2 separate regions of the Homo sapiens genome follow, and region 1 is linked to region 2. The links are chromatin contacts, found by Hi-C or POLR2A ChIA-PET in ENCODE. All regions are on one chromosome and are shown on one strand. Each heading gives the region's core, a stretch centred on a gene start or an enhancer-like site at or near the end of the contact. The rest is flanking DNA. Distances are from core to core; before and after follow the strand shown.

Region 1 (6,120 bases), core at 1,124-3,623, 350 kb after region 2:
AAGGCTCTTAGTTTGTAATTTAATACACCTGACTGTAATAATTGTAAAACAAGGCAGGAGTCAAGGAAGGGAGGCAGCTGACGATGCCATGTGTCTGTCAGCATAAGGCAAAGGCAGAGCGAGGTGAAAAGGCATGACCAGGAAAGATGACATGCATTGTCATAAATAAATGCAGAGAGAAATAATTTTTTTTTGTGAAAACGAACGGACCCATATACTTTATAAACACAGGGTACCACTTATTCTTCAAACTATCTAAACTAGTCATGGATGAGTTTTCAATGTTTTTATATGAGTTCTTTCATGAGTCCAAAATACTATTTCTTACATTGTGTCTTTCCATAACTTATCTGCCAATAAAGATACCTGCTAGGGCACCAGGAGCTTTAATGAGAGGCTTCTTTAATGTTATGTTACTAGCATGACTTCTGAGACACATTTATTCATCCACTCATATACTAAAGCACTCATTTGAGAAGCACTTATTAAAATTTATGCTAGAACTAAGGAAACAGATAAAAGACACAATCCCTGATGCCAAGAAGTTGCCTGCCTTGCTGATGGAATTTCCTAGTACCCCATGTTATTCTTGGCTGTGCAAAAATTAGATTTTTAAACTTTTATTATTGTCTAAAATTATGGGTTATACCATTTAGAGAAAAAAGCCTCACTACTGTTGCAGGTTGAGGTTACCATTGGGATATTAGGTATCAACACAGGCCCCATGACAGGATTTGAGTAAAAACCGTAGCCTTTGCATAATGACAAGTCTGTGTCACTTTTCCTAAAACTGTGTGAAAACAGAAAAATTACATCTTCTTCTTTTTTTTTTTTTTTTTTTTTTGAGACTAGTCTTGGTCTTGTTGTCCAGGCTGGAGTGCAATGGCATAGTCTCGACTCACTGCAACCTCCACCTCCTAGGTTCAAGAGATTATCCTGCCTCAGCCCCCCAAGTAGCTGGGATTACAAGCGCGCACCACCAGGCCCGGCTAATTTTTTGCATTTTTAGTAGAGATGGGGTTTCACCATGTTGGCCAGGCTGGTCTTGAACTCCTGACCTCAGGTGATCCACCCTCCTTGGCCTCCCAAAGTGCTGAGATTACAGGCGTGAGCCACCATGCCCGGCTAATTATATCTTCTTATTGCTTTCAAAGATCTTAATGACAATAAAGAGAGCCAACGCTCCATCCCAGAAGGAAGAAAATGACCATGTCACTTCTGAATGTTTGCTAGGATGCTAAAGTAAAAATGGGCTGAGGATATAAGAAATGCTAAAGTTCAGGTGGCATTGTTGCTTATAAGTCAATGAAAATTAAGTCACATTAAACATTCAGTTCCTTAGACACATTAGCCACATTCCGAGTACTCAATAGTTACATACGGCTAGTGGCTACCATATTGGACAACACAGATAAAGAACACTTCCCCCACTGCAGAAAGTTCTACTGGACAATGCTGGAAGTGAAATGGGTCTCCTAAAAAGCTTCAAAGGTAAGGTTGTACATGGTGTCGATGAGTTTGAGTAGCAAAGAAATTATTTTAAAATTATAATTAAATGTAATAAGAGATATTTTTAAAAATTCTGTTGGAACTTTTAAAGACATAATTTAGCCAAACAAAAATGATACAAATTTTCTCCTGGAACTTTGGGTGTTTGGGTGACTGTTTTGAATCTTGTCTGTGGGACAAGCAAGAGGCCGTGCCCCTGTGTGTGGCCACCAGATGGACCTGGGATCACTGACTGTGTTGTCTTGGAGTCATCCAGCTGTTGGCTGACAGAAAAGGGAAGGGCATTCACCCTGCATGCATATACATGCACACAGACATACCCTGCCTGCCTGTTGCCAGCTTCCATAACATGGGGGAGAAACTTTTAAAAAAGAAGGTCCTCTCATTTATGTGACTAAAGTTTTGCCTTTGAACTAGTCACATGGAGAAACAGAATGGCCTCATCTGCAGTAGATTTTAGTTAATGCAATTTATCTGGCTCATGTTGACATACTATACTATTCTACACTCTACTTACTTGCTCAAATCGAAGTCAATTTGATACATCCTACTCTTGATCTTAAAATATAAGACAGTAAATGGGTGCAGTATTTCTTGGGTTATTTGGATGAATGAGACCTAGAACAATATGAAACCTGTTACTGGGGCCTAAATGAGATTGGTCAGTGCTGGTTTCTTTTATGTCTTCTGTCTACCCCCTGGTGGAGGGATTCATTACTAGTCAGAGCCAAAGAAGGAAAGAGAAAGAGAAAAAAGCATGAATTATTTCCTGAACATCTATTCAGTCCCTCAATAATCTTGGGTTTGTTGTTTATACGAGAGTGCCAGCTCAACGGGAGAAGAGCTGAAACCCATTATTTCCCTTTGAACATGTTCTTCACCGGGAATGGCAGGAGGAGCAGAGCAGCAGGAGGGCTGTCCTGCCAAAACGCTGAACTTGGAACTGAAGGGGCCATCGCTCTGGGTGCAAAAAAAGAGTTCTGAGCTTTGCTGCTCTGGCAGGCCTGGAATCCTTCCCTTGGCTGTGGATAATACCTAATGATTCAGAGGAAGTACTGTCAACTCTTCAAAGCAGACCTAGCTAATTGTGTAATGTTATTCTGAGGCACTGGGAGAAGCCAAAAAAGAAGGGAGGCTGGGGAGAAATTCCTTCCTTTGCAATGATCAGCTTACATCCTGCACCATCAGATTTGATTATCCTTATCTTTTCTTGCATAACTACAAATGTTATGACTGGTCATAGTGACCAGACTTCCAAAAAAAAATCCAGCCACAGTATTTGACTCTATGACTGCCTCTGGCGGTAAATTCCTTAGACTAGCTACATGCTGTGCAAAAAGCTATTTCCTTTGATTTATTCATTTCCCAGTTCTTAACTCCATCAGGTGCCCCCTTGATCTCACATTAGAGAATGAGGCAAAAAAAGAAAAGGAAAAAAGAAGTCTGTTCATTTTGCCTTATCTCCTTGCAGTTAGGAAATGTAAATATCCACTAACCTCTTTTGCTCATATTGCACAGTAATTTTTAAAATTAACTCCTTTTAACTAGCTCTTTTTTTTAATTGAATAAGTAATACAAGGACCTGATTAAAAGATTTAGGCACTACAGGCTGGGTGCAGTGGCTCACGCCTGTAATCCCAGCACTTTGGGAGGCTGAGGCTAGCAGATCACGAGGTCAGATCGAGACCATCCTGGCTAACACAGTGAAACCCCATCTCTACTAAAAATACAAAAAATTAGCTGGGCGCGGTGGCGGGTGCCTGTAGTCCCAGCTACTCGGGAGGCTGAAGCCGGTGAATGGCGTGAACCTGGGAGATGGAGTTTGCAGTGAGCCGAGATCGCACCACTGCACTCCAGCCTGGGCGATAGAGCGAGACTCCATCTCGAAAAAAAAAAAAAGATTTAGGCACTACAATAAATAGAAAAAGGAAAAGTAAGTATCCCTCCCATTGCAGACCTGCAGACCCTTGATTCCTCAGACCCTACCCTGAGGCAGTCATCAGTACCAGCTGCTGGTATACACTCTAGAAATATCCAAATGCAAGCATGTGTGCATTTTCTCCTTTTAAAATGTATCTTTCTTTTTCACATAATAACATCTTGGAGATCATTCCATATTATCATGTTTAGTGCTAACCCATCCTTTTTCATGGCTGCATAGTATTCCCATTCAAATATACCACACAATTGATTAACCAGTTCCATATTAATGGATATTTATGTTGTTTCTAGTATTTTTCTCATATGAAAAGCTACAACAAAGACCTCTGTACACATCTTAACAAGTATGTGCCATACCTTGTTAAGCACATACCAGCCAGTATGTGCATTTTAAATGTTGATAGATATTTTCAGATCGCCCTCCAAAGAGGTTACATCAATTTATACTCTCCTTTGAGAGTATGTAGGAGTATGTAGGAGTCCTCTTCCTCACTTCTTTGCTAACATATATATTAACTATAACAAATAACTAATAATATTTTACAATCTTCCATCATATGACTGTTCTGCCTGAAAAACCACACAAGATGCAGTGACCTCTACGTAACCATCAGGTCCTGACATTAAGCCTTTTGCCCAGTCTCCTGTAACACCACTCTCACCTGTATAAGCCCTAACATCTAATAGGGAAAACAAGCAAGATGAAAAAAAACAAAGAAAACGGGTTACATAAACTAACGAACCAGCGCCACCTACACGTCCCTGGGCTTCTGTACCACCAAATTCGTGAACTAGCCAATTTGCACCTATAACTGTTTGTGTATGTGTTTTGGGGGATGGAGTTACCAAAAGATTCCTAAAACGGTCTGCGATTGCTACTTAAAAAAGATAAGCATCAGTGATCTATGTAATTAAAAAGAGAGCAAGAGAAAATTAAAATTGGAGGGCTGGATGCAGTGGCTCACGCTTGTCATCGCAGCACTTTGGGAAGCCGAGGTGGGAGGATTGCTTGAGGCCAGGAGTTCAAGAGCAGTCTGGGCAACACAGCAAGACCCCTGTCTCTACACAAAAATAAATTAGCTGGGTGTCATGGCATGTGCCTGCAGTCCCAGCTACTTGGAAGGCTGCAGCAGGAGGATCGCTTAAGGCCAGGAATTCAAGGCTGCAATGAGCTATGATCACACCACCGCACTCTAGCCCAGGCAACAGAGCAAGACCTTGTCTCTAAAAACAAAAAAGAAGGAAAAAAAAAACTGCATAAAAATCCAAATCCCTGATTTTATGGCTTAATGTAGATAAACTAAGTATTACGGTATACTTAACTACTAATATGTAAAATAATGAAATGACTCTAGGGCAGTGATTCTCCGATTTTGGACTAGAAACATTTCTAAAACAAAACCTGCGACCCAAAGTGGTCTTTGTCAAAGTTCTCTTACTTCAGATAGAGACATTAACCAAAAAATAGCTACCATGATCTGTCATCATTTCATAAGGCAATTTCAATACCAAAAAGTAGAAAAGCTATAACATGATAGTAAAAGGCAGTTCCTTAAGGTGGATAAATTTAACTCTATCTCAAGTTCACTGCTCTAACCCTCATGTTCTCATTTCACCATCCAGTCTGAGAATCCAAATGACACACACGGGAAAACTCTGTCCTGTAGGATCACTGTCCGTGGACTGGCATTTGAAAACTACTGCTATCAGGAACCTTTGCTTAAATTCATAAAGGCCAGGGATTCTTGCCTCTGTCTTGTATTTTATGTGTGTAGTTTAGAAATCTAGAGGAGACAGCCCCTAATTTTCAGTTCTGGATTTGCCGCTAATTAACTTCAGTTACTGAATCCTTCTATGAACTTCAGTTCTTAATATCAGATAAGAATAACACCTTTCCTGTCTATTTCACAGGACTGACAGGTTCAAAGAAATTCAATATGTGAGCAAGTTTTTTTGTAAACTATCATGCTTAATATAATGATTAAGTACTAACATTTATCAAGCATTTTTAAAGTGCCAGATGCTGTTCTAAATGCTTCCCAAATGGTATCCCGTCCAGCCTTTTTGGCAGCCAAGTAAGGAAACTGAGGCTCAGAGAGGATAAAGAATATGCCAAGTTCATACAGTTAGTGAGGAATAAGGTCAGGAATGGACCCCATGACTGTCTGGTTGCAATTCCATTTTTTTTTTGTTTTTTGTTTTTTGAGACAGGATCTCTCTCTGTTGCCCAGGCTGGAGTGCACTGGTACAATCTCGGTTCACTGTAATCTCCGACTCCTGGGTTCAAGCAATTCTCCTGCCTCAGCCTCCCTAGTAGCTGAGACTACAGGCACCCGCCACTGCACCTGGCTAATTTTTGTATTTTTAGTAGAGAAGGGGTTTTGCCATGTTGGCCAGGCTGCTCGCGAACTCCTGACCTCAGATGATCCATCCGCCTTGGCCTCCTGAAGTGCTGGGATTACAGGCATGAGCCACCACACAAGGCCTAATTCCATATTCTTAATCATTCTGATATACTCTTTCGTAATTAGTGATATAATTATATCATTGCAATTCTCGTATGCTACTGGCTGAATACTGTAGCTACTGGCTGAACATGCAATATTAATTAACAATTTGTCAGACTCAGGCCCTTCTAAGTCAGCAAGACCTCCAGATGATAGCTTTCAG
Region 2 (5,693 bases), core at 1,641-4,140:
GGGCAAGGGTTCTCATTGGCCTGGCTTGCCTCCTGGGTCAGCTTGACGAGCCTAGCTAGGGCCAAAAGCCTCCTCTGGACGCATGTGGTCATGGGAGTGGTCCCCTGCAGCTGGCACATGGATCACCTGCTACAGTGAGGCCATTTCACCAAAGAAAGGAAGGTAAAGATACAACCACCATGTGGATGTGAGCTGGGCAGTCACCCTCACTTCTCAGTTTCTGCTCTAGTGGGACAGGTTTTGCAGCCCTCTTTTGGCTCTGCAGAGGTCCTCTTTACAGCCCACCACACATAGCTACATGGGTAGATAGGATTTACTGAAGGACTGGGGAAAACTAAAGGGAATGACAACACATAGTGGGAAGAACTGCAAACCATAAGCTGGCAGTGCCCATAGTCTAAGGGCAAGCATGCAAGGCAGTCCACCTCCCACAGGGACCCTGTTCTGATGTACTGGTTTCTTTTCTTTTTTGTTTTTGTTTTTTTGTTTTTGAGACGGAGTTTCGCTCTTGTCGCCCCGGCTGGAGTGCAGCTCACTGCAACCTCCGCCTCCCTGGTTCAAGTGATTCTCCTGTCTCAGCCTCCCGAGTAGCTGGGATTACAGGCATGGGCCACCATGTCAGGCAAATTTTTGTACTTTTAGTAGAGATGGGGTTTCGCCACGTTGGCCAGTCTGGTCTCGAACTCCTGACCTCAGATGAGCCACCTTCCTTGGCCTCCTAAAGTGCTGGGATTGCAGGTGTGAACCACTGTTCCCGGCCTGTTGTTGTTGTTGTTGTTGTTGTTGAGACAGAGTTTTGCTCTTGTTGCCCAAGCTGGAGCACAGTGGCACAATCTTGGCTCACTGCAACCTCTGCCTCCCGGGTTCACTGATTCTCCTGCCTTAGCCTCCAGAGTAGCTGGGATTACAGGCGCCACCACCCCCCGTCTATGCCTGGCTAATTTTTGTATTTTGGGTAGAGATGGGGTTTCGCCATGTTGGCCAGGCTGGTCTTGAACTCCTGACATCAGGCGATCTGCCTGCCTTCGCCTCTCAAAGTGTTGGGATTACAGATGTGAACCACCACGCCCAGCCTGAGGTACCCAGTTTCTGCCCTCAGGCCCTCAAGCCTCTGTGCCATGCACCTCCACCCTCTAAGCTCCAACTTGACTCTCCTGCCATTTGGGAAACCTTGTCACATGCATTGTTATGACCCAGCATACACCTTCCTCCTCCCAGCAGAACTTCTGCAAAGTCTCAGCAAGTCAGTCTGGAAATAGCATCCCAGTAGCTCAGGGAGGGACAGGCTGTGGTGGCCTCTGCCATCCAAGTTCTGCAGAATTGTGCAGGCGATGGACTTTGGTTTTACTGCTCCTGAATATGCTGTGTCAGACTCTCCTATGAGACTGCCTGGCAGACTTGTTTATGCCCTGCCTAACAGTGTGAGTTGCAGATGTGGATATGGTCAGCTCTCCATATCCGTGGGTTCCACGTGCATTGATTCAACCAATTGCAGATTGAAAATATTTTTAAGAATCGTGTCTGTATGAAACATGTACATTTTTTTCCTTGTCATTATTCCATAAACAATATAGTATGCCAACTATTTTCATAGCATTTACTTTGCATTAGGTATCACAAGTAAACTAGAGAGGATTTAAAGTATATGAGAGGATGTGCATAGGTTATATGCAAATACCATGCCATTTTATATCAGAGACTTGAACATCTGTGAATTCTGGCATCCTTCGGGGGGCCATGAACCAATCTTCAGTGGATACTGGAGATAATTGTATTTATTTTCCTGTCTAGCAGAGAGAAAGAGATCAATACTTTCCTCACAGTTCCATCACTGCAAGTCCTACTTACTCACAATAGGATTCTGTTCACCTTGCATTTTAAATTGTCTCCCTGTGGGTCTGTTGGGGATAATAAACAGGCCCATTGCTCAGCCACACACAGTGGCTGTTCCTTGGCTATTAAGAATACCTTGCCAAGTCACTGAGCTTTCTGCTGAGAGGATTAACTTCTTAGATGAGGATCATGCTTCTTCATCTCTGCCTGAAAGAGAAAGTTGTTATTATTATTATTATTATTATTATTATTATTTTGAGATGGAGTTTCACTCTTGTTGCCCAGGCTGGAGTGCAATGGTGTGATCTTGGCTCACCACAATGTCCGCCTCTTGGGTTCAAGCGATTCTCCTGCCTCAGCCTCCCGTGTAGCTGGGGTTACAGGCATGTGCCACCATGCCTGGCTAATTTTGTATTTTTAGTAGAGACAGGGTTTCTCCATGTTGGTCAGGCTGGTCTCGAACTCCCAACCTCAGGTGATCTGCCCGCCTCGGCCTCCCAAAGTGCTGGGATTATAGGCGTGAGCCACCGCGCCCATCCAAAAAAGGTGTTTTTTCCCCTCTTTGTTATGCAAGTTATTTTAGTTTGGGTCTCCACAGCAAGCTTGAATATTTCTTTGAAATTTACCGCTTATCTTAAAATTATTGTAAACTTTTCAATCTACTCCATTATACATCTGTTTGTTATATAAGTAATGTTTTAAATTACTTTCTATTAAGCAAAATAGATTTTCTGAAAAGATATACCATATTTATCTTTTGATTCTATTATTCTCTAGCTGTGAGTTCTTCTTGGCATTGAGCTTGAGCATGAACATACGGAATTACAACCTGACTACCCACCACCCGCAACCCCAATCCTCTGGAGCAACTTTGAGAGCTTGAGCCTTTGTAAAATTGCATCTTTGGAACACACAACCATATCCAGCTCTTAGAGGGTGACAAACAGAAAAGAACTTTCCAGACAAGGTCAGGACAGTCAGAGACACTGCAATGCCCTGTGGCATATGCAACATCCATGCCTTCTTTCAACAACTTCCTTCCTGATTGGGACCTTGGCATCATGTACTCACTGGCCTCAGGTGAATCACTCATTTATTGAGTTCTCAGCTGAGTGCAGCAGCACCAGCTCCAGGTCAACCTGAATGTTATTTAGAAAGCCAGGGATAGAGATCCTGGTCTGGGTGTATGTGTGAGTCAGGACGTCCCCATGCCTCTGGATCCGGTTGATGTGCCTTACTGCCCAGCATCCATTCACTCTTCTCTCATAACCACACCCCAATATCCTTCTGGGGAACCACCCCTAATGCACTTCCATTCTATCTCCTTCAGGTGGCCTTGGCTTCTTCGGGGTGTGGAACATATGACTGAGGTCTGAGCAATCAGGATATTTCAGTTCCCAACCAGGGACTGAATATGACACAACCAGGGCAAATAAAGTAAAATCCTATTGAGCTTAAAACCTAAAAGATACACAATCTAGATCTTCTGTAGAAATCTCAGGATCAGGAAGACAGACTCTCTGAAAATAAGGCCAAAACACAGAATAGGCCATGGCTAATTGACCATGTGCTGAAGAGAAGCTGGGTCCTGGTTAACAGGGGTTGGTTGCAGCAAACTACCCTTGAACCCAATGCTACCCCTGAACTTTTCTGTTATCTTAGCTAGTAAATTACATTTTTCCAAAGGCCTAGTTGGGTTGGATTTTTGGTCTTTTGGAACCAAATGAATTCTAACTATATGTTCCATGTAAGCATGGCTCTTGCTTCCATGGGCTATGGAAGAAAATGGGGAGGGGGGAGCCTCCCAGGGCATCCAGGCTGCCTAACCAAGGATGAAAGTCCAACGCCAGGCAGTAATTCAGTCTTGTTATTCTTGTTGAGCAGGCCATGACATGTGCTCTGGATTGGTGAATACTGTAAATTTTTCTCGTTCTTGCCTTTCCCAAGTGGTGGCTTTATGGCCATTCTCTTGTTCTCTCTCCACCATGGTACATTGAATGAATTAGGGGTTGTCAAAATTATTATGAGGCATGATATTTTGCCTTGACTGACAAAATTGCATATCATCCAGAGATCTTAGGCTTGATGCTGGATTAGACTTGGATGATTTTTTTTTTGGACAAGTAGGGAGTTTATTTTAAGTAAGTACAGAAACTTGCAAGGTGTGGAAGGAAGGATGTATGTGTATGGTGTTCCAGGAAGCCAAAAGAGGGGATGTAATGGATTTCAGTTGTATTTTGCCACCCAGTCAGTATTTACTCTTATTCTGACAACTCTATGTGATTTCCCCTGGGGAGGTCACCTCATCCTGATTCCCTCAATGATACATTCATATCTAGATGTGGAACATCCAATTTGGTATCTACATGTGACCCAAAGAAAGCCAAAGATACACCGTGGGGCTTTTTCTAAACTCTCTGGGAAAGATATTCTTGCTCTTTCTAGTTGGAATTGAAGCTTAAAGAAGAGAAGATCTGGAATGACTATAGCCATCTTATGACCACAGAGAGAGAACTTACTTGAGTATAAAGCTGACCATAAGGAGGACAGCAGATCTATCTGAGCCAAAAGATGGCGTTGTGATATTTTAAATCTATGCCTTATAGTACCCGAAGTCAATTCCATCCTTAGACTTTTCAGGTAAATGAGGCCACCCTTTCCAATTTATCAAAATATATTTTCTGCTGGGTTTTCTGCCATTTTCAACTGGAAGAGTCCCATCTGATATCCTGGACAAGTACCACACTCCTGGAGATGATGTCCTGAAAGAAGAGCTTGCTCACTTGAGAGCAGGTAGTTTATTTGGAAGATAATCCCTGGAAGTAGAAATGAGGGGGTAGGGAGAGTAAGACAAGAAGGATCAACCCTTCTGGGGATGTTCTGTGTAGAATGTAACTCAAAATTGTCCCACCAGGAGAGAGGGAGCCTCTGACATTTATACACTGGCCCCTGTCCCTGTTATTTGAGGGCTGCTTTCAAAGGTCTTAACTCCAGTGTATGGATTGCAAATAACTGAAGCAAAGCTGATTACAATAGTTTTTGGGAAAGCTCTGAGCCAGCAAAGCAGAAGGACCCTGAGAAATGCACTTGGTTTGAGTCACTGGCAGCACACACACGTCACAGTTGCACAGTTGAACTAGACAAACCAAAAGGAAGGGACATGGTGTGCCACAGGCATCAGCTATAGAATCTACTTCTGATTCATCCCTTTCAAATTTCTCCAACAACAGACTTAAAATTTTTTTTTTTCTAAGAATTGAAAGACCTACTTACCTCACTTTTGGGCTTGACTATTCCAATGGAATGCTTCCACATCTTCAAACTGATATCTCTAATACCATGGTGGTGAAGCAGGCCTTCATAAGAGGACTCCCAAAAATGTACCGCTCCCAGGCCTACTTCTCAAAGATGCTGGTTTGATTAAGGTAAATATATCGGTGGGATATGAGACATTTATAAAAATCAAAAATCTTCTAGCAGTGACAACCCAAATTTGGATGAGTCCAGGGCTCAATGACCATGGAATCTGACTATCTGTATCTGAAGAAGCTGAGACAAGCCAAGACAGCCAACACTCCCATGAGATGAAGTGAGTTCTGTTCTTGAAAGACTTGCCTTCCAAATCTAATCTGTGCTACTGTAAGCTGGAAACCAGGTCAAGAGCCATCACAACAGAATGTGGGGAGGTAACTGTAGGCTTTTGGCTTAGGCTCCGTCCCTCTGGAATAATAACATGTAATGAATGTCTCTTCCCAGCAGTCTGAAAATAATCGTGTGTGCCTATGCATCAAATAATTAATCAATAAGTTAAAAATATTTTTATGGCTAACTTGACTCACAGCTGGTTTACCAATCAGATA

The links. Hi-C counts contacts between places; a loop is a spot of excess contacts on that map. ChIA-PET counts read pairs that join two places held with the same protein, here RNA polymerase II (POLR2A). Pooled maps may share reads with other maps.
Region 1: a pooled map shows a loop between it and region 2 (2.8-fold over the local background). The contact joins two enhancer-like sites. A Hi-C loop is called at or near these places in 1 of 37 single-sample maps with no recorded cell type and 2 of 50 pooled maps. POLR2A ChIA-PET finds 5 or more read pairs at or near these places in 2 of 52 experiments (Panc1 and common myeloid progenitor, CD34-positive).

What each region holds. Positions count from the first base shown.
Region 1 is chr6:7,989,968-7,996,087 of GRCh38, forward strand. All of the region lies in intron 4 of BLOC1S5-TXNDC5 (BLOC1S5-TXNDC5 readthrough (NMD candidate)), which reads right to left. It also overlaps the pseudogene PIP5K1P1. Among named protein-coding and RNA genes, the nearest start is that of BLOC1S5, 71 kb to the right of the region's middle. Within about 2 kb of position 2,374, at least 6 of the 41 ENCODE cell types and tissues checked have a DNase peak (open chromatin) inside an H3K27ac peak, as active enhancers do.
Region 2 is chr6:7,641,646-7,647,338 of GRCh38, forward strand. No RefSeq gene overlaps it. Among named protein-coding and RNA genes, the nearest start is that of SNRNP48, 54 kb to the left of the region's middle. Within about 2 kb of position 2,891, at least 2 of the 41 ENCODE cell types and tissues checked have a DNase peak (open chromatin) inside an H3K27ac peak, as active enhancers do.